2 separate regions of the Homo sapiens genome follow, and region 1 is linked to region 2. Evidence: chromatin loops called from intact Hi-C (ENCODE). Cell type or tissue: A673. All regions are shown on one strand. Links, peaks and the distances in the headings refer to the core of each region. The heading gives the core; the rest is flanking DNA. Region 1 has its middle 170 kb from the start of LINC01206. Region 2 overlaps SOX2 (SRY-box transcription factor 2).

The links. Hi-C counts contacts between places; a loop is a spot of excess contacts. Peaks named below come from ENCODE experiments on the same cell type or tissue, not always from the same donor. Only the 100,000 strongest peaks of a DNase experiment are listed, where the experiment ranks them.
Region 1: it touches region 2 in a loop (4-fold over the local background); 2 of 110 quality-filtered maps call a loop at or near these places.

Annotation. Positions count from the first base shown.
Region 1 is chr3:182,120,639-182,126,025 of GRCh38, forward strand. No RefSeq gene overlaps it. Among named protein-coding and RNA genes, the nearest start is that of LINC01206, 170 kb to the left of the region's middle. RefSeq lists an enhancer at 723-1,224. In A673, for the core only: no CTCF peak of the experiment used is centred there; a DNase peak (open chromatin) is centred at 2,363; H3K4me3 peaks cover 363 bases; H3K27ac peaks cover 750 bases.
Region 2 is chr3:181,713,471-181,718,857 of GRCh38, forward strand. It overlaps SOX2 (SRY-box transcription factor 2), which reads left to right. Exons shown (of 1, transcript NM_003106.4): 1 at 1-966. All of the region lies in intron 6 of SOX2-OT (SOX2 overlapping transcript), which reads left to right. Among named protein-coding and RNA genes, the nearest start is that of SOX2, 4.2 kb to the left of the region's middle. RefSeq lists enhancers at 1-296, 1,959-2,939, 2,587-2,778 and cis regulatory regions at 2,669-2,674, 2,680-2,683. In A673, for the core only: no CTCF peak of the experiment used is centred there; DNase peaks (open chromatin) are centred at 1,841, 2,241, 2,661, 3,621 and 2 weaker places; H3K4me3 peaks cover 4,749 bases; H3K27ac peaks cover 4,620 bases.

The DNA of each region.
Region 1 (5,387 bases), core at 231-5,230, 410 kb after region 2:
GAAGGAGACACCCAGAGTTCTAAGAGATAATAGAAGAAAGACAGTGAGAATGGCAAATGAATTAATATTTCATTTGTGAAACCAACGCCTTCAGAAAATTGTATTTCTACACTTAGTCCATTTTCTTAAAGCAAGAGAGAAGCTCTCTAAGACTTCTTGTGACTGATGCAATACTTGGTGTTGCAGTACTATATGATGCGTTCTTAGAAGGCAGCACTTTAAATAACATTAGCTGACTGTCCATCATGTGGCAGACCATCTAGAGAAATTGCCTATTTATTGAACTCAACAGCCCTGCAGGGAGGTAGAGGAACATTCCTTTTTAAACTGTGGACAAACTGAGTTTGTATGAAAGTGACCACCTCTCTGAGTCACACAGCTTATGATAGCTGACTCCAAATTATGACCTTGCAGCTATATTGTACTGTTTCTATTAGAGCACAGAGACAAGTATTTTTCCTCCTTACATCTTGGTTGGAGCTTCCCAGCATGCTTTGCAGCACAGAGTGTAACAATAGTCCACTCTCAAGGGAACAAAAGCTGGGATAACTGTGTTGTGTACCTTGGTATTATTTGCGTAGCCAAATAAAGCTATCTTGCTACAGATGTAACCTTCGATAATTTATTGATGTAAAAGTGGCCTCAGGTACCAGGATTTTGGCAGCTGTTACACTGTCAGAGTACACTTAGAACATGGCATCCATGAATATTTTATGCAGAGAAGAAATGGAAAAATACACCTTTCAATATATCAGTTCCCAACCCTGATCTTCGTTACTGAAATATGAATCTAATCCCATCTCTGAATTTGATCAACCAAAACTGTGCAAACTGAGAGCTTCCTAAATTGGATTTTAGTAGTGAATTGATTTGAGCCCTACTTTTTGTTTAGCACATCAGCTGCTTATGTCAGCCTGTACTGTAGTGGTGGGTTAGTGACCTCAGTGATATGTTGGAAGCTACAGACTTAACTGTCAATAGGATTGGCTTGGCCCTTTATCCTTCAGCGGCAGATAAATAGAGCCCCATTCAGTAGGTTCATTGTGTAGGGATTTGTTGGAGTTTTATTTATGCAGATTTGGAAGCAGTTGGAGATCATCAACATCCAATACACCCTCTGTCAAATATTTCTCTTCCATTGTTGGGTTATTAAAATATGGGTTGGGAGGTTGGGGGATTCTGTCCTTTTTAGAAGCAAATACTTTTTTAAAAATAATCAAAAGAGCATTTTTTTTATTTTGTATTTTTTGGTATCTAGGGTATCTCTGAGTAGTCGATTTTTGATCTCTACCCATCCTCAAAACTGAAAACCAGTCCTCCATTTCTCCAGGGCTTACCTTTTCATCACTTGAAGACCAGTGGTTACGTGATTTGGACCCACTGAGGAACGTAGAATGATATCAGTTCAAAAGTATTGGATACCTGTGGAGCACTTTGCAAGATATTGCAGGATTTTTGGGGCTTTCTATAGAACTACACAGAAGTATTGCTGAGTACTTTGCAATATGAATTCCTGCAATTTGCAGGAATTTGCCACGCTTTTCAGGTGATCATGCTTGGTAAGTGCTGCATTTTTATCTCAATTGATTTGATTTTGTGCTTTCATTATATCATTGCATTTAGGTTTTGCATACTTTGGGGTTTCTTTTTTTTTTTTTAACCTATCTTTAATCCCATCTCCTCTGATGAGCACCTGACTCAGCCTATCTATATCTTTAATTGATGCTGTCTTCAACTCTATATGCTAAATTGCAGTTCTATGATCTACCTAAGAGATAGACAGTTTAATCAATGTACAAGTTACTCTACTTATTTTAAATAAGTGCCTTTCAGACTTAGTAAACACCATTAGGGGAAACATGGATGGTTTAAAATAAGGTAAGTGATTTATATTTCTTCAAATGAAGCCTTTAAACTCATTTAAGTAATGAAATACTTCTATGTCCCTTAAAAAATTTCTTTTTAGTGTAAAGTGTGCTTTTGTATTTAGAATCATGTAATTGAGCAAGATTCCTTCAACACAGATTGAAAGATATATTCTCGTTGGCGGCTGTTAAATCTTCTGGTAATATTCTAGGGTTCTAAATTTAGGATGTCAGGACAGCACCTCTCTCATAATACTTACTATATCAAAAATATGTTTATTAAAAGAAAATAGTTTAATTAATATCACACATGACATTTGAGGATCAAAGCTCTATAGCTGTTATTTTTCTTAAACATATAAGTAAATGAAGTGTCAAATAATTATTGAGTTTTATGGATAAGCCTAAAAGCTTTCACTAAACTTCCGGAGTTGCTTAACTTGTAACCATAAATAAATGCAGATGCTGGGTACATCGCATTTCGTTTCTAAGTGGTAAGACCCCTGCTGACTCCCACTGCTCTATTCCATTCCAATGACAGTGTGATACCTTTTTGTTTTACTCTTTTTTGCCATATTCTTATAGCTAGCTGGGACTGAGTCACAATTAAAACCCAAGTCTTCTGATTCTTAGCCCAGAGCTCTTTCCATTATTGTGCCTCTCTTGAATGTCCTGCTTTAGCACTGATACATAACTGAATAAATCAAGCACAAATATCTGGTTTACTCAGTTTTAAGGGAGTAAAAGCATGCCCTCTTTTCTACCAATTGGTGAGTGTAGTTTTTAGTCCTGGAGTACTAGAGTACCTAGTTAATCAGGAACAATAAAGCTTCAAGGTATTAGAAAAGATCATTAATTACCGGGGGCTCTTTTCCTGAAAATTGTGGATATAGGTATGGGAACCATATATATTAAATTTTTCTTGGCAGTCCCAATTTCAAATATTTTTTTTCTCTTTTTCTCACAAATTTACTAATATCAATCAGATAGCGTGTCTAAATTTCTTGGCTCAGAAATATTGATATTTAACTATAGAATTCCTTTAAAGGATAAGAGCCTGGTGAATTTAAACTATTGTTTGATTTAGAAAATAATCAATAATCAGAAATAACTATCTCCAGCAGCCCCCAACTCCCACCATTAGTCAAAATTTGAGTTAAGGCATGGAAAAATTATTCTTTAAATGTCAATATAACCATAATAATAATTACCATTTATTGAATGCCTATAGAGGGCCAGACTAGCTGCTTTACATACATTACATTCTAATCCCCTAGCTGGTCATTCAAAATCTACATTATTATCCTTATTGTAAAGATAAGGATAAGCAACTTGCCCAAGGCCACACAGCTAGTAAGTCCTAGGGCTAAGGCTTGAATCCAGGTCTGTGTGTTTCTGAAGGCTTTTTATTTCTCCCTGTAAGATAAAGTAATGAATGCCTGAAACTATACTGCTCAATGACATTGAGTCCACATTACTTTGAAACTAATGAAGGTCCAGAAATAATGGCCCCAGGGAAAGTGCCACAAGAAAGATGTTTATGGTAGACTGTAAAGATTTGACTTCATCTCCTTCATGGTTTTGCCTCAAATCCCATGCCTTTGCCTTCCCAGTCTCTATTTGTGCACTCTTTGGCCTGCCAAGACAGAACTGGCTCTTTTTGGTTACTCAATCTGTTCCCCTTCATTAAAATGTAGGCTTTTGATGTAGAACCAAAGTCTGAGAATTTCAGCAACATCTGGTGACAAAGACAGAACAGCCAATCACCACCTGTCAGGCAGTTACAGACAGAAGAATGACCACAGCTGAGCCCACACTGACCATGTGCTAATGTGCCCTCCTCCAAGACTGCACCGCCCTAGGGTGACCGGAATTCCAGGCTTGTGCAGTGATTCAGTGTAGGGAATAGGGTTTCCTACCAACATTGAATCCAATTTTACAAGCATGACCAGGGCCTTCATGTGCCCTCATGTCACATCCCAGCAGAGGTGAGGTCATTTGGATGAAAGCATTTTGCAACTTATGCTACATGGTGGCTGGATGGTTACAGATGATCACGGCCCCTGTATTGCAGTTCCCCAGACCTGCCTCTGGACTTTTGCACATACTTTCTCTTCTTCTTGGATGGTCCTTCTTCCCATTGTACTAGGTTAATGCCTGTATATCCTTCAAGGCTTAGCTTAGATGTTGCCTCCTATGACCCTCAAAATTGACTTTAATGGTTTTCCATGTGTCCCATTATTAACCTAGTGCCTGCTCCTCTTATGGTAGTTATCACTAATCCAAAAATGACATTTTTTCTTTCTTTCCCAGAAGACTAAAAGCACTGAAGGCAGGGACTTAGAGAAAATATTGCATTTGTTTGAGAACATACTCTGAAATCAGACAAAACTAGTTTGAAATGCTGACTTCAGCATTTACATACTTACCTTACCTTGGGTAAGTTTAACCTTGGATTAAAGAACCACCTTGAGCTTCAGTTTCCACATCATCAAGACTAGGATAATAATGAAAACTGTCTTGTTGAGTTATATTGAAGATTAACAGCAATAATGAACATAAAGCACTTGAGATAGTACCTTGTAAATAATACACGTGCAATTAAGGATATAGATATTCTTCATTGTTGTCCCACATTTCCTACTGTAGTGGAGGCTTAAAGAACATATTTAAAATACAAACTGTATTAGAGAGCTTGAAAAAGAGCAGTTCACCACATTTAATATATACTTCCACCACTGCATCTTAGAGCGATCTCAGGTAATGTGTGGTCTTTTTCTGTGCTACTGTGAATAGTTGATAATTGCTTGTTTAAGTGTTAAAACCCCAAATTCAACTTCAACAGTTCCCCACTTTTTAACTCCAAATTAGCAGAAAAGGGAAGAAAAAAACATATAGAAGCTGCAACTGAACATCAGATGCAGGATCTGACCAGGGCACAAAGGACGTATCAGTGAACCCAACATACTCACACATGTCAACTAGGCTGCAAGTACCGAAGGACTTGCAATTATAATTTTTGTTCGCTATGTCAATGCTAGTATTTGTACAGGTTTGGCACAGTATACACTCAATAAATACTTGCTGAATGAAGTAGTAAACACATTTGAAAGATTGGAATGAGCCCAGTTTCTCTTAGGAATGATTTAGCCATATAATTGATCACTTTCTTCTTACATTAGTAACAGCTGAAGTGATGCAGAGAGGACATTTTGCAGAGTCTGTATTCATCTCACTTAACTTCCAAGATTCTCTCTTGTTCTACTATTTTCAAGATTTAATGAACACGTTTACATTGACCATGTTACTTGTGATTTACAAATTTTATTTGTATGTTTCTGTTTTGGCCTTTTTAAGCTGAAATGAGCAAAACATTTAGGCCTCCCCAGGCAAAGCATACCTGTATTCATTTCAATTACATTAGTTCAGTCCTAAACTTACAGGGTGCTTCTGTGCCTCCAGTGTCAGGCACTGTGCAAGGTGCTGGGAACACTGAGATCATTTTTTTGGTCCAATCACACC
Region 2 (5,387 bases), core at 151-5,150:
ACAGCTGCAAAAGAGAACACCAATCCCATCCACACTCACGCAAAAACCGCGATGCCGACAAGAAAACTTTTATGAGAGAGATCCTGGACTTCTTTTTGGGGGACTATTTTTGTACAGAGAAAACCTGGGGAGGGTGGGGAGGGCGGGGGAATGGACCTTGTATAGATCTGGAGGAAAGAAAGCTACGAAAAACTTTTTAAAAGTTCTAGTGGTACGGTAGGAGCTTTGCAGGAAGTTTGCAAAAGTCTTTACCAATAATATTTAGAGCTAGTCTCCAAGCGACGAAAAAAATGTTTTAATATTTGCAAGCAACTTTTGTACAGTATTTATCGAGATAAACATGGCAATCAAAATGTCCATTGTTTATAAGCTGAGAATTTGCCAATATTTTTCAAGGAGAGGCTTCTTGCTGAATTTTGATTCTGCAGCTGAAATTTAGGACAGTTGCAAACGTGAAAAGAAGAAAATTATTCAAATTTGGACATTTTAATTGTTTAAAAATTGTACAAAAGGAAAAAATTAGAATAAGTACTGGCGAACCATCTCTGTGGTCTTGTTTAAAAAGGGCAAAAGTTTTAGACTGTACTAAATTTTATAACTTACTGTTAAAAGCAAAAATGGCCATGCAGGTTGACACCGTTGGTAATTTATAATAGCTTTTGTTCGATCCCAACTTTCCATTTTGTTCAGATAAAAAAAACCATGAAATTACTGTGTTTGAAATATTTTCTTATGGTTTGTAATATTTCTGTAAATTTATTGTGATATTTTAAGGTTTTCCCCCCTTTATTTTCCGTAGTTGTATTTTAAAAGATTCGGCTCTGTATTATTTGAATCAGTCTGCCGAGAATCCATGTATATATTTGAACTAATATCATCCTTATAACAGGTACATTTTCAACTTAAGTTTTTACTCCATTATGCACAGTTTGAGATAAATAAATTTTTGAAATATGGACACTGAAATTATTCTTGAGTCTTTCATTTATTTGGATAACACTGTGATTATACATAACTTTTCGGGGAATTATAATACTGTGCTCAGCCAAGAAAGCAAAATACCAAAAACCTTGGTATTACTAGTCCAGCATCATGTGCTAATGTTAACTGCAAAAAAGAAACGGCTGGATGATTAATAAGTACTGGAAAAATTGAAATTTCTGTCATTTCTAAAATAGAAACTAGAGACATATATTGTAAATCCGCCCCCTCCTTTTCTAAGCAGCATGAATAAGCATGATGGGGACCTATACTTAAAACTGATTTATGCCACTTGTTGCCAGAAAGGATTCAATTCTGAAATTTTTCATGTAGTTTAGCAGATGGGATATTGAGCCAAATCAGAACCAGGTTGGCTGGTTTTGTTTTCATTTTCTTCACAGCACAATGGCCCTTTGAAACCTGGCTATAGAGAAAAATGATGCTTCTTGTATCAGAATAATTGCAAACTAGACATGCAAAGTGTTCATCTGCTGGGTGGGTGTTTGGATTACTCTGGCCCTGCTATTGTCTGAGAGGAAACAAGTGGTTTGCTTTCTTTGTTCCTTGACTTCATAAACTTTCTCCTCTACATTTTCCTGTTCGGGGAGAGGGAAAGAAAAGAACATCTTGCAAAACTCCCCGGCTTATCATAAACATAGTTTTTTTTATTATTTATTTTCTTTTTTCCCCTCTCTCTCCCTCTCTCCCTGAATTCCATTTCTTAAATTGGCAGCGCGGGTCCAAGCCTGTAGCCCCAAATCGGATAATCTCTGCAGCTGATAACAAGCAAAAGAGAAGCCAGGCAACAGCCATATTAAAGAAGAAAACAATCAACTCTGAGGTAGATATTTTACTTTGTCCGGTCTAATCACATTTGGAGATGATTATGCTTTTGATCTGTTAACAATGTTTTACTACTGTAGTAGAGAAGTGGGGGAGGGGAAAGGGGTGGGGAAACAAGATTGGATTTGTTGTGTGGTGGTTTTTTTTTTTTTTTTTTTTTTTTTTTTTTTTTTTTTTTTTTTTTTTTTTGCCCTAGGAAAGGTAAAGAAAGGCTATAGTTGTCCTCAGTGGGAGTGGAAAAGTTGAGACATCGCCATGGTCTTTGAATTAGCGATGCTTCTGCATCACCACCCACCCTTGCTTTGGGGCAGCCGGATAATCTGTTACCTAGTCAGGGACTTTTCTACTTTATTTACTACTTGATTCGCTCGTCTTCCCCCACCCACGGGGACCAGGAACCAACAATCGGGCACTTTTAAGAGCACGGGTTTGCTTCCCACAATTTCAAGAGCTTGTGTCAACTTGCTACAACTTTGGAGAAGTTGGAATCCGGCAGCGTCTTCCACCCTTGAGTAAAGTACCCGCTGCAGCCACTAAGTTAGCTCATCCCGTTGGTTTGCATCTTCTCATTTCCAAGAAAGTATTTCTTTCTCATGGTGTTGCTAATGTTAGTTCTGGGCTGAACTGAGGATATCTCATATTTTCTGTACTTTCTATTTTTTTCTAGATTGCTTTGTTTTAGATATGTACTGGTTTTTATTTATTACTTTTTTAATCCTCATTTTTAGGATAACATTGTACTGGGAAGGGACAATTATTATTCCAGTTCCCAATTCTAAGCAAGGCATTTTCCCCCCTAATTAATGCAGAGACTCTAAAAGAATTTCCCCTAGCCTGGCCAGCCATTGTAATGCATATACGGATTATTCACGTGGTAATGAGCACATTCGCCAGTTCTTGCTCACACATACGAATAAAAGAAACTTTGAATAAAGATCCAAATGATCATCCTGGGGGAGTGGGGAGGATATTCCCGGAATTTGAGGCAGTCAAATATATAGATTATATATATTTTGAAAATAGAAATATATTAGAAATATGTATAGAGGTTTACAGTAATTGCACTGCACTCACCTCTCATTTTTTAAAAAAAAGCCCACAGGGTCAGCAACTTTCTGGCAAAATGGTCAGGTTCAAATATTTAGCAAAAGGAAAGGGAGCACAATATTTTGGGAAGTAGAACTAGCTTTGAATAATTGTCACTATCTGCATAAAACAAGAGAACTCCCGTTCCCCCTTCTACCCCTTCATATCGCCGAGCCAAATAGTTGAAAAATGAAAGTCAAAATATTTTGTTTGCAAATATAAATGCTTTTGATAACTACATCTGAGGGAAATGATATATATCTTGTACGATCATTCATTTGATTAAATTAAATGGTTACCTGAGATATGTAATTTCATGGCTAGATTAATATCGAACATATAATATTTTAATAATAATGTGATTTTCAAGGAGAGTAAACCCATAAACTTGCCCAGAGATGGTTATCTCATGGTGCTGAAGATAGTTGTTGTTTAGTTCTTTTCCTCGGGATATTATTCTGCTCAATGAAACCACTCAATTTCCAGTCAAATAGGGTGAATTTAAATGTTTTGTTAACTATATACACAGAATAGAAATGTGCAAAAGGATGAGAGTACAGTCTGTTCTTTCTGAAATTTTTTTCTCTCCCCAAACCACCCACCCCCCCCCCACCACATACTTTAAATAAAGAGCGTTAAAATATTTTGCTGAGCTGTAGTAGATTAGCAAGGTTTCTTGCCAATGCTGGGAAGCTGGTATTACAGACCATCCCAGGGGAAAATGGCTCACATTAACCACTAAATGAATATTTGACAAGGGCTCATTCGGAGGTATTATTGCTATAAACGTGTCCCTACTGGACTTTTCAAGGGTCAAAGAGCAATGCTTCAATTAATTATTTAGACTGCTAGTAGATTTGGTGGTAATAGCTGTACTTATTTCTAGAAATCGACACATTCTTACAGTAGGAAAATCTCAGGAGAATCTTCTCCATCAGCAATACCTTGGATTGAAATACACACGGAGCCCTGGCATTCTAAAGCTGACTTTTTCATAAAACCTTTCCCTGGGCTGGTGGGGGGTGGGGGGCACAGAATTATAGTCTCTTTTTCTGTTTCACTGGCTGTTTTTTTCGGTTTAAAAGAAAAAAAACAGAATACAGTAATTTATCTTAATATCCTCATCATGTGTGGCAAGGTCTTTTAGGGATTTGCAATATGGGGCAAAAGGGGAGGGTGCTCATTTACAACCTTTGCCTTTTCTAAGTAGAGATGTCACAGGATTTCAGAGACTCAGAGAGGCCCTGAATTTAGACAGGATACACATTCCTGTTTGCCAATAAAATGCAAGTTTGAAAGTGGAAGGTTCCATAAGCTGAGTACCCTTAGTTCTAGTAGTCTCGAGTAAATTGGGGTACAAGGTAGTTCCTCCTTCTCTCCCCACCTATTGGTCTGAACACTGCAAGGTGCAGTAGGGGGGCCAGTGTTCCATTTCTGCCATGTCATAGGTTCCTCTGTGGCCCTAGGTAAAATGGTAAGGGAATGATTTTGAGGGTAAGATTCCTCGACAATAATATAAATTGAATGAATAAGAGATAAGCTGCAATGGTGGGGGGGGTGGCGGTGGGAACAGTAATTACAAACCCAATTCATTCAGCTTTTCAGAACTTTTGTTGTGGGAGCTCCATTGACGGGTTTTGAGCTGCCAGTTTTCTCACATTAAAAAGAACTGATCAGCGCCTCAGGGGGACAAGAAATACCGCTTAACTGCATAGTGATGGGGTCTTCATTTAGAACCATTACAAGATGAAAATTAAACAGTGCCTTTGTGTGCATGAGGTTTACTTTTCAACTGCTAACAGTTTATAGCTAACTGCTCTGAGATTGAAGTTTGACTATGGTTTGATCGCCTGCTGATTGACGCTGCTCATTTATTTATTTATTTATTTATCTGTTATAATTAAGAGAACTTTTCATCACCTCACCCCAGTTTCATTTATTGATCTTGGAGAATTTTGAAAAACAGATCCTCATATTTTTCTTTGTGGAAGGAGTTTCCTTTGCCATGAGCTTTAGCAGAGACTTCAGTTCACATTCCCCAACGGACAACCCCCACCCCACACACCCACATTATTCCCTTAAAATAATTTGCATCTCATTCTCTGTTTTTTTTTTCTGCTGCATTTTCTTGCTCTCCAAGCTAGAGTTGCTTTTCGGGCAGCAAGTAGGGTTGGAGATAGGGGTTAATTTATTTTTTTGCTTTGCTTTCTTTTTGTGACCTAAATTGGAAGAGGGCTGGATGGATTTCCTAAGGACTTCACCTATGAGGTGAATCCCTCAAAGAAGGAAGAAGGGGGAGAAACTCTGACCTTTACTGTGAAAATATGGATACAGTCCAAAAGGACATAGTTTCCGGAGTTCTAGAGTAAGAAAAGCTGTGGAAGGAGCTTCCCAAAGACAGGAAAGTTGCCCAAACCAGATAATTAGTTTAGTGTCTTTCATAGTTATTTTCTATTAAAACTTTTCTGGAAACCCGA